2 separate regions of the Homo sapiens genome follow, and region 2 is linked to region 1. Evidence: chromatin loops called from intact Hi-C (ENCODE). Cell type or tissue: IMR-90. All regions are shown on one strand. Links, peaks and the distances in the headings refer to the core of each region. The heading gives the core; the rest is flanking DNA.

What was found. Peaks named below come from ENCODE experiments on the same cell type or tissue, not always from the same donor. Only the 100,000 strongest peaks of a DNase experiment are listed, where the experiment ranks them.
Region 2: it touches region 1 in a loop (3-fold over the local background); 1 of 110 quality-filtered maps calls a loop at or near these places.

Annotation. Positions count from the first base shown.
Region 1 is chr11:7,569,521-7,574,897 of GRCh38, forward strand. The region is part of intron 3 of PPFIBP2 (PPFIB scaffold protein 2); the gene reads left to right. It overlaps LOC105376535 (a long non-coding RNA gene), which reads right to left. Exons shown (of 4, transcript XR_007062579.1): 4 at 1-2,351. Among named protein-coding and RNA genes, the nearest start is that of PPFIBP2, 58 kb to the left of the region's middle. RefSeq lists enhancers at 4,351-5,175, 5,176-5,377. In IMR-90, for the core only: a CTCF peak has its summit at 2,331 (motif pointing right); a DNase peak (open chromatin) is centred at 2,361; H3K27ac peaks cover 1,683 bases; H3K27me3 peaks cover 423 bases.
Region 2 is chr11:7,890,060-7,895,436 of GRCh38, forward strand. All of the region lies in intron 1 of LOC283299 (a long non-coding RNA gene), which reads right to left. Among named protein-coding and RNA genes, the nearest start is that of OR10A6, 39 kb to the right of the region's middle. In IMR-90, for the core only: a CTCF peak has its summit at 2,895 (motif pointing right); DNase peaks (open chromatin) are centred at 2,212 and 2,912; H3K27ac peaks cover 1,310 bases.

The DNA.
Region 1 (5,377 bases), core at 147-5,146:
GCAAGGAACAAAGGGCTTGGATTCCCTTGGTCTAGGAGCAGTATTTCCTCTGGAAAGTTGGTGAATGAGGACCTTGTATAGAGGGTGTCTTGGGGTCTAAGATGGGCTGGGACCTGGCCTGCAGAGGAAGCATCAGGGAGGCTGTCCTGCCTGTGGTGCAGCAGAGCAGTGTTACCCTCAGGAGATGGGAAGGTAGTCCTTTACAACTGGAAGACACAGCCAAGCTCAGGGTCAGTGCTCATGGAGGATGAAGCTGAGGCCCTGGCTGGAAGGCTGAGGCAGCTCTTTTGTGATGGGAACAGAGCTGAGTTCTAGAAAAGGGGCAGCCTCCTCCTTCTCTGTTTACTATGGTGAAATGTAGGATGATGCCCTCGGGAGGGTGTGGTTATTTCAGTTCAGGAGCCCCAGAACCCCACAGGTGGTCCTGAAGCCCAGAAAGGGAAGCAGTGCTCATCAGTGGCCCTGGCATATGCTGGCATGTAATCATCAGTGGCCCTGGCATGTGGTACCTGGCCCAGGCAAGAAGGACCCGGTACAACTGTGACCACTTCCAGGATTTTGGCTGTGCCTTGAGTGGGGCTTTCCCATGGTCTGAAAGGGGTGTCTCTACCCCTCCACACCTGCTTGGCTTGGCTGGTGGTTAGTGGCATAGATCTTTGGCTAGGTTGGGTGGTGGAAACCTTAGACAGGATAGCCAGTCAGATTCAGATGGGCTCTACAGGGCTGGGGATAGCCAGTTAGCTGGGAGGAGTAGACCTAGGCTGATACACAGTGTTGATTCGTGTCCCAGGTCTTTGGGTGACGCCCAGAAGATACCAGAGCCAGCAGAGTCTCCATATGAAGTAGCCATGGGTGCTTCTCTAACAGTATGTTATGTACACCCTTCATCTCCTACCAGCCAGCCAGTCTGTTCTGCTGTTTAATACATTGGGTATGGGCCAAGGAGATTCTTGGTGAAGTTTCAAGATGAAGCCAGAGAAAGGGCAGGCAAACCCAGCAGCAAAGTGAAGGCAAGTCAAGGAAGAGCTCAGGCTCCAGGGTGAGGGGTGGTGCTTGGCAGAGAACCCACAGAAGGGCTGTATGTACTCTAGGCCCTGTTTGGAACTGGGGTACATGGAGTAGGCTTGGCCATCCAATAGGAACCCAGGCTTTTCTTTGCAAGGTCTCAAGAGTCCTGGTCAGTGTGCTTGAGCAGGTGAAAGCAGATTGAACCAGGGTGAGGGAGTATGGAAGGTAGGAAGGAGTTAAAAGGCCAGGGTTCTACCCTGGCTCTACCACTCATGAGCCTCTTCTTCACTTCTGTGGGACTCAGTTTCCCTACTGGAAATGACAGCTGAGTTTGAAAGTGTCTGCAAGATCTGGCCAAGCATTCCAATTCTGCAGTTTGTTCTGGGGGCTATATGGAGTGGTCTCTTTGTAAGCACCAGCCTTTGCCTCCCTCAGTCTTGACCTCTTGGGTTCCAAAGTGTGGAGACAGGTTAGGAACCTCTCAGTTTACTGCTGCCCTTATGTTAGAGCTTGATGGAGGCCCACATCTCAACAGTGGAGAGGCAAATCTGTTTACCATATTGAAAAACCTGAAGAGTTGCTCTCCTGAATGAGCAGCCTCTGCTGGCCCCAGCTGGGATAAGTGCTCACCTCTGATAGCCCAGCAGTCAGTTCAGGTGCCCTCAGTTACCTTTTTAACTAGTTTCCCAAGAAACAAAGAAACCCAGACCCAGGCTGGGGAGCACAGCCACCCCCCCTTCTCAGCTCCAAACCACCTTGTCACAGATGGCGGTTTCTTCAGCTCCCAGCTCCTCAAACAAAGCCCATACATTCCTGCCAGATTCAGCTTGCAATCTTTCATTCTGTCCAAGAAGCAAATCTGTTTACCATATTGAAAAGCTAGAGGAGTTGCAAAAAAAAAAGTGGAGAGAAAAAGCTGTTTTATGAATTATAAAATGTGAGCTTGAATTTTTTTACCATGGGATTCATTTCTGTATCTCCAGAATGGAAAACAAAAGATAGTCAGGATACGTGTGTGTTGAACATTTCAATTTTGAAAAGTTACAGAAGGAGTTTTGTAGGTAAACCTTTTCCTCTGGATCTTAGAGGAGGGAAAATTTGGTGCTTATTTTTCAAGAAAAAAAGTAGAGCCTGTGTGAGCCGATTTCCAGCATGTTTTCTTACCTCCCCTGTGACAGGTGTGAACTTGAGTGAGAGATGAGAAAGGAGTAGGTGTGTCCGTGCTTTCTTTCTGCGCTCAGCTCCCAAGGGGCTCCTGGGCCGGGCTCAGGTGGCATCAGTGGTGGTTCTTTGTCCCTGTGCAGTGCTGGAAGAAGCCACTAGGTGGGAGTCAGGGACAAATGCTGGGAAGTGAAATCCCAAAGAATGAGGTCAGCATGGGCTTCATATGAGAAAACAGCTTTTAATTTTTCTTTTTCAGACAAAGATAACATAAGCACCTCTCATTATTGAAACTGCTTAACTGCACCTGGGTCAGCTGGCAAAGATAATTCTTTGCCATTTTCCTTAGAAACAGTGGACAAAGGGCAGTCAAGAGAGGGCTCCACTGTTTAGGGTGGGGGAGAAGAGACAGGGCTGGTCCTGGGATCATAGACCTGACCTTCCCCTGTGGATGTGGGGAGACCTCTCCAGACTTCTTGACTGCAGTGCCTTCTGCTGGGGTGCTAGTAGGTTGGCCCCTTCCATTCCTGCAGGCATTTCCTAGCCCACAGTTTATGTCACGCCCTGCCCTAGAGAAGCTTCCTGTCCCCTGGGGGATTTTGAATGCCCTTTTCCTGACACAGCAGCCAAGACTGGGGGCCTTCAGCCACTGCAAATTTAGCAGTTTCAATTTTCCTGGATCTTGATCCCTGCCCCCCAAAGTAAATTTACCCTACTAAATTCTAGCAATCCGGCTCCTTTCAGACCTGACCTAAAGAGACTATTTCAGCCTCTAAGAACCAATGTTTATAAATGACCAAGAATGTGCAAACACTGGTGAAAGAGCAAATAAATCCTTCCCCACTATATTTCCTGCTTCAGGCCCAGGGGCCGTGGTGGACAGTGTTGCCAGGTTAGCATAACTTGAGGTCTGAGCACGTAGACACCCACTTACCCTCCACCTACAAAAGAAAATCCTGCCAGAGATACACTACCAAGAGCCTTCTGCCCTTTCAGATACCTGCTAGTGGGCAGGCAGGCTCCAGGGAATTTATGCTTCTAGGCAAGTTTGTTTAGTAATCTATGTTTCGAAGAATGTTTTGTTTGTTTTGTTTTGTTTTGTTTTTTGAGACGGAGTTTTACTCTTATTGCCCAGGCTGGAGTGCAATAGTGTGATATTGGCTCACTGCAATCTCCACCTCCCAGGTTCAAGCAATTCTCCTGCCCCAGCCTCCCGATTAGCTGGGATTGCAGTTGTGCACCACCACACCCGGCTAATTTTTGTATTTTTCGTAGAGACGGTGTTTCACCAGGTTGACGAGGCTGATCTTGAACTCCTGACCTCAGGTGATCTGCCCACCTCAGCCTCCGAAAGTGCTGGGAATACAGGCATGAGCCACCATACCTGGCCTTGAGGAACTTTTGAAAGCGGTTTCCTAACTTCTTACTCCTCCAAGTGTTGTCCTGGGACCAGTAGTACGAGCATCACCTGGGAGCTTGTCAGCAGTGCACAACAGCAGGCCCCATACCCAATCTACTGAACCAGAATCTGCATTTTTACTAGAACCCCCTCAGGTCCAGGCAGTTCATTCTGGATGGGGAAGCACTGTCCTAACCCAGGGATTAGCAAACCATGGCCCACAGTTAGCCCACTGCATATTTCTTACACTCATCAGCTAAGAATGATTTTTACATTTTTCAAGACTGAAGAAAAATCACAAGAATGTTTTGAGATGGGAAAATAATATAAAATTCACATTTTGGTGTCCATAAATAAAGTTTTACTAGTACACAGCCACACACTGGTTTAGGTATTGGCTGTGGCTGCTTTTGCACTGCAAATAGGAGAGTTGAGTATGAGATAGACTACATGGCCCACCAAACCCAAATATTTGCCATCTGGCGCTTTACAGGAAAAGTCTGCCGACCTTTGTACTGATCTATTTTGGAGGTGCATTCTCCATGCATGTGTTCTGTGGAGGCTTGAGCTGCAGTGGCCAGGACTTCCTCCACAGCACTCTTCACTCCCTTCCCCCGCCTCCCCTTCTCAGCGGGCCCACTGTGCACCATGTCTGTTGAAGGACACAAGTTTACATCTGACTTATGAGGATTTATGAGGGAGTGTCCTGGCAGCTGCCACCTATGGCCCAGAGGTGAAGGCTCAGGGCTGAGCGGAGCCCAGGATGCCTGTAGGTGATAGGTCAGTGGAACAGCACGTGACCATGAGATTCCTCTCAGTTTACAGTTCTGCCTGATAAGATGCTGCTGATTTCTGGTAGGCAGCAGGAGTAACACCTCAGGGGGCCTCAGCTCCTTTTTCAGCCATTCCCTCAAGTACTTGGAATTCCAGCCAGGTAGGTGGCAATCCTGGGGTTCTCTTCTAGACCCTAGGACAGGGGTGGAGCAAGCTACAGTGACTTTCCCCGGCAAACCTGACCACCCTGGCCTCTTAGCTGTGTTTTTACTCCCAGAATGCTCAGCCTCACAGTCTCCTGCCCTTTTCCCACAGCTGGCTGCTGCATGTTGCAGGCAGTAATGAATCTGTTTGTAGATGAGCAAAGTACTTCCAGGAAGGCCTTCGGGACTGTTAGGTCACTGTAGTGACCCGTATTTGTGTACCCTTTGTGCTTCCTGAGGACTTCTGTCTTCAGAGAGGGGTCCAGTGAGTCTGAGACACCACCTCACAGGAGCAGTATAATGGGAGCAGCAAGCCCAGGCCCCCGAGCTCCCAATAACAAGGGGAGCCTAGACCTTTGGGAGTAACTACCTCGGCCAATTAAAAGCTGGGCTTCTAGCCTTTTGGGAGTCATGGACTGTTCTGATAATCTGACAACTCTTTTTCAGATAAAGATTTATGAATACAAATAGTAGTACTTTCTATATATTTGACGAACATATTTAGGGGCTCATCTGATCCCTGGAATCCCATCTGTAAATCAAGTGAGGTGCCCTGGACAGGATGGACTTCTAGGGCAGTGGTGCAGCCATGGGTTTGCCTTGCCAGGCCAGTGTGATGAGGGAGCCACGACAGGGACCCAGCTGCCCCTGGGGGTGGGGTGAGTGAGCGAGGAGGTGCCTTAGCTTCTGAATCCATCCCATTTCACTCAGCCCTTCCCCTTTCCCTCCTGCCAACCTGCTCCTAGGTCTTTTGGGGTGTTAATTTGTGATTTTTGAGTTGAATTACAACGTAAGTAAAATGTACTTGGTGTTTAAGGAAAAACAAGGCTGA
Region 2 (5,377 bases), core at 100-5,099, 320 kb after region 1:
TTACAAAATTTTCACACTGAAATGTTCTCCCTCTCTGCTCATGCTCTTCCTACTGTGATGTGTTGATCTTTTGTGTCAAACTGAAACTGCTTTCCATTTCAGGTCATCTGCAGAGCATTTGAATGATAGGAGGAGGAGATGATGGCGCTGCCATTTATCTGTCAGATGTGTCACTCTCTGTGAGGGGCTGGCCTCTCACAGACCTGGGGTTCCACGGGCTGCAGGGAACCCACCCGAGGTAGAGACCTCTGGGCTGGGCCCCTTGTTCTTTCCTTTCACTCTGTCGAATCCTTGGCTTTTATTTTTCTTCAGGGAAAACATGACGGTGTTTTTCTTGTAGATTTGTTTTGTTTTATTTTTACTTCAGATTCATGTGCTTATATTGGACAAATCTTAAAGCTTCCACATGTTATCCAGGGAAAAATGTATTGCTTTTTATTGAGTTGAGACTGATCAAGCTATCAAAAATTCACACTTGGCTGAGGCTGTCTTAAGTTTGGTCAACTTCTCTAGGTTCAGCAAGATTTTGTAACTATTACTGAAGTCTGTGGTGGCAAAGGGGCTCCGTGAAGGGAAACATCTGGATTTAAAGTAGACTTTAATTACATCTCACACCCCTGCTCTAGACCAATGTTTAAAACCCCAGGGAGAAGCTTAAAAGTGTGACTCCGTTTGAAACTCAGGAGTCATTTTAACCTAATTGCTCCCTTATAGCTTAAAGCTAACACCTAAGCCTTTAAGAATAAACTCATAGTCCCTGATTCCTGACTGTATTTGCCCTGAGTAAGTGCTCCCACAGGATCTGCACACTATCGCTAATTTCAGTAAATGTTTTCACGGTCTTGGCTGTAGAGTTAATGCCTAACAAGTTCCAGAGGAACCAATTTCCTGCTGGAGGAAACTTCCTTACCAAGTTTCCTAATTATTCCCAGTCATTGCCCTGTAGAATCCAACTGGCCAGGGGAGGCTGTTAATAGGCCACAGGTGACAGCTACAGTTAGGTTACCAAGGAAACAGATCAACCATGCAGAGAGCGATGTTTGACACAAGGAGACCAGGGACCCGTAAATACATGTATTTCCTGCTGCCTCTTGTTTCCTGAGGTGGGGGGAATCAGGACATACATCCTTCCTCTCAAAGTCATTGAGAAATTGACTATAGTGAATTCTCCCAGCCAACATTCTGAAACTTTTTGGTCTCAAGACTCCTTTATACTTCTAAAATTTCTAGAAAACCCCAAAGAGTTTTTGTTTATGAAGATTATAGCAATTCATATTTACTATATTCAATATTAAAACTAAGACATTTAAAAACATTTATTTAACTCATTCAAAAATAATAATAACTCCGTTACATGTTGACAGAAATAACAATTTTGATCAAAGATATTTAAAAGGATGTTATTGTTTTACATTTTTGCAAATCTCTTTAATATCTGGCTTAGAACACAGCTGAATTCTGTTTCTGCATTCAATCTGTTGTGATATAATGCATCATGTAGCTTCTGGAAGACTACTGTACATTCTTGGGCAAATGAGAGATAAAAGGCAAATAATATTTTTAAATTACTATGAAAATAATTTTGATCTCACAGTACTCATAAAAGTGTCTCAGGGTCTCCCAGAGGCCCCAAAACCAACTCTCAGGACAACTATTCTAAACAAAACCGCACTAAAAGATGGTCATTGAATAGCTTTATCTGAATGAAACACAAAGCAAAGCAATAGACCAAGAGACAAGTTTACAATTATGAAAGTGGGAGCATCTGTGCTCTGCTCTTCATATTTCTGCTACTTTCGGCCATCCTGACCTACAAGGACTTCCAGCCTCTTGTCCAGACATCCTTATAATGACATCTGGCCCTAACACCAAAAATAGATTTACTACAATTTTCTTTTGAAACAGTGACTTGAAATTCTATAAACTACCAAGTATCAGCAGTCCATAGAGTTTTTTAGCAAAGGCTACAATGTTAGCAAAAAGCAGGTAATATTTGGCAACAATAATCACAGAGACTGAACAAATTTTCATTCGTAATAAACGCCTGATTTTCCCCACCTTTATAAAGGCCTGTCTGAGAAGCCAAAAGATAGGGGAAACACGAACTTTCTAAAAAGAATTGCCCTTATGTACTTCCCAGAAGTGGTTGTATCTTATGCCCAAATTGCATACGCTGATGGGATGGATTCTTTGGATGCCAAAAGAGTTGCACAAGGACACGTGATGATCTCAGGCAGTGTGTCAGACCTCCAAGAACATCCAGTATTGATTTGAACAACTCTGCCCACAATCTCTGCTTAAGACCTATTATTCCAGGCATACAGTCTACCCAATCTGGCCACCTCTGTAAGGCTGTTTGAGCCTGAGCTACATATTGGAGACAAGATCTTAGTGCACAGTCACTAACGCAATGCCTGGGGCACTTAAGCCCAACATGGGGGTACTTTCAGTTCCTGTTCTTTTATCACATGAGAGACAGTAGAATACACCTACTAGTCAAAAGCACAAACTCTGAAGTCCAAGAAATCTGTGTTCTAGTCCTACCCTGTCACAAAATAATTTTGAATATTTGGACAAATTATTTAGTATCTTTCAGCTCCTTTGTCAAATGGTATTGTTGTGAAGATTAAATGAGTTCATACACGTAAGGGACTTAGTAAGGTATAGAGTATTCAATAAATACTGGCTATTTTTTTAAGGGACGGGGTCTCCCTATGTTGCCCAAGCTGGTCTGGAACTCCTGGGCTCAAGAGATCCTCCTGCCTCAACCTCCAAAAGTGCTGGGATCATAGGCATGAGCCACCATGCCTATAGAGATAAATGTTGGTAAACCATAAGCAAGTTTAATTCCCTGGACTTTCAGCCGTGAGAGTATAGCAATTACACACTGTAGCCATTAGATGGCAGTAAGAATTTAGTCTATCTTTTGGCATAAAGCGCCAACTATTTCCTGGAGTTTTTATTCATCTAGGGCTTGGAGGCTTCACCCTCAAGCTTCTTCTTAGATCCACTTCCTTTGTCCTTGCTACCCTGTCCCCTGGTCTCTTAATTTGAACTGCTTGGTCTCTGGAAGCCCTGTAACATCATGGGTCTCTACTCTTCCCTCTGGTTTGCACATACTACATCCATTTGTGTCTGTCTCTTCCTCAGATACAAACCACATCAGCACAGGGCCTGTGCCACACTGATTCAATCTCTCTCCTCTATTGGATTTTTTTCATGGGACTTCAAACATTCTGCAATCTCTCCAGCTTAAGAAGATCCTCCCTGGATCAGGCAGCCCTCTCTAGGTATTGCTTTCTAACTCTGTCCCCACAATTCAGACCTCCGTTTTGAGCCTGACCTATATACCCCAGCTATCTATTTGACTGATTTCATGCAGGCATCTGACACCTTAGTCATTCAAAACTGGATTTCACCCCCAAAAGCCCTCTCTTCCAGCAATCCATATCTCAACAAATGGAACCCCCATCCACTCTCTCCTCCAACCAGAAAGGTAGGCTTATCCCTGACACCTTTCTCCTACCCTCTCCCCACATATAATCCTTACCAAGTCCTGTCAATTTGATTTCTTAAATATGGGTATAAACTTTCACATTGCTGCCTTTCCACTGCAGAGGTGTCAGGGATAAGCCCACCTTTCTTGTTGGAGCAGAGAGTGGATGGGGGTTCCATTTGTCGAGGTAAGGAACACTGGAAGGGAAGGCTTAGTCCAAGCTAAGCTAAGGTGAAAGTCCTACTCTCAGCTGGGCCACAGCAATTGCCACTGCCTTGTCTATTATCTTCTCAGCAGCCAGAATGATGTTTTAAAATACAAATTTGGCCATGTGACTACTCAGTGTTAAACCTTTCCCTGGCCACCTATTGCTAGTAGGTGAAGTTCAAAGTTCTTATTGTACCTACAAGGCTTTGCACAGTCTGCCTTCAGCTTATCGCTCCACCCTACTCCTCCCTCTCCCTCTCCAGCCCTCTCCCGTTCCTGAAGTGGCATCAAGCTCCTTCATATTCATACCTTCAAACACTTTATTCCTTCCAGATGAACTGCTCCCTCCTCCACAGCTGGGCCTGGCTAACTCCCATCATCCTTTAAGACTCCATTTAAGTGTTACTTTCTCAGGGAGGCCTTCTCTGTCCTCAGCACCACTCCTCTCCCTGCCACCCCTCCAGGTTAGATAAGTTCTTCCTATTATAATCTCAAGGTATTTTGTGTTTTTTCTTTATAACAGTTATCACAATTATAATTATGTTTCGTTATGTATTTATCTAATAATCCTCTCTCTCATTAGACTATCTTGCTTATCTTTGTGTTCCCAGCACCTGGCACAGTGCCTAGTACATAAAAATCATTCAACAAACATTGTTGGTTAAAGATTAAATGGCTTTTTTTCCTCAAACTGGCCATTCTCACTCTCACAGTGTCTTGGCAGAAACTGCTAGAAAGTAACAGCCCAACACACACACACACATACACACACACACACACACACGCACACAGAGAAAGAAAGAGAGACATGCACCAAATATAGTCTCTATACAAATAACACTCATCCTTCACTACTTAATTCAAATGTCACGTCAACAATGCAACCATAAGAAAAAACTAAAAGTAGACATTGGCTTTGGGATGGGAGAAAGGACAGAATCAGCAAGCATCTTGAGGATATTGCTGATGAAAGTTTGAAGAGCTTCAAGGAGACGGTTGATATAGAACTTGCAGACAGTGAGGAAAATGTTATCAGATGCTGGATTAAAGAACACCCAAAAGATGCCTTGGCCAAACAGTTAACAAAATCATCACTGCAGCAATGTAGAAAATAAAAAAATATATCAATAAAATGGCAGATCTGACTAAGGATATTCCCAGGCAGAATATCATAAGAGCTGATTTCTTTTAGCTGCATATAATAAAATACTAGTAGAGAAAAATAAGCTAAAGAACAAACTATTCAGTTTTTTAACAGAATATGGAGAAAATGTAAAGGATCCGGAACTTGCTATATTCAAAATAAATATGTCCGTCATTCCCAGTCTCTTCCAGTGAATGATTTTGAAAGAAAGAAATGGTTTGGGGGCAAAGATCAAATTCAGGGAGTGGTTTGTAAGACCCTTTGTTAAAACCTTAGAAAAACCTTTAACAAAAAAGAACTCCATCCTGCCTGATCAACAGAATACTGTGGAAGTCACATTGCTCCAGTTTCTTGGATCAGACCTTGAGTGACTGGCAGATTCCAGAATACTCAAACACTCACCATGGTATGTGTCATTTTTAAAAGGAGGGGTTGGGAGAGTTTGTGTGTAAATTTTCTGTTGATGATCCCCACTAAAGACTTGCTAGGTCTTCTCAACAGTTCATTACTGTAATGAACAACCAAGTTAT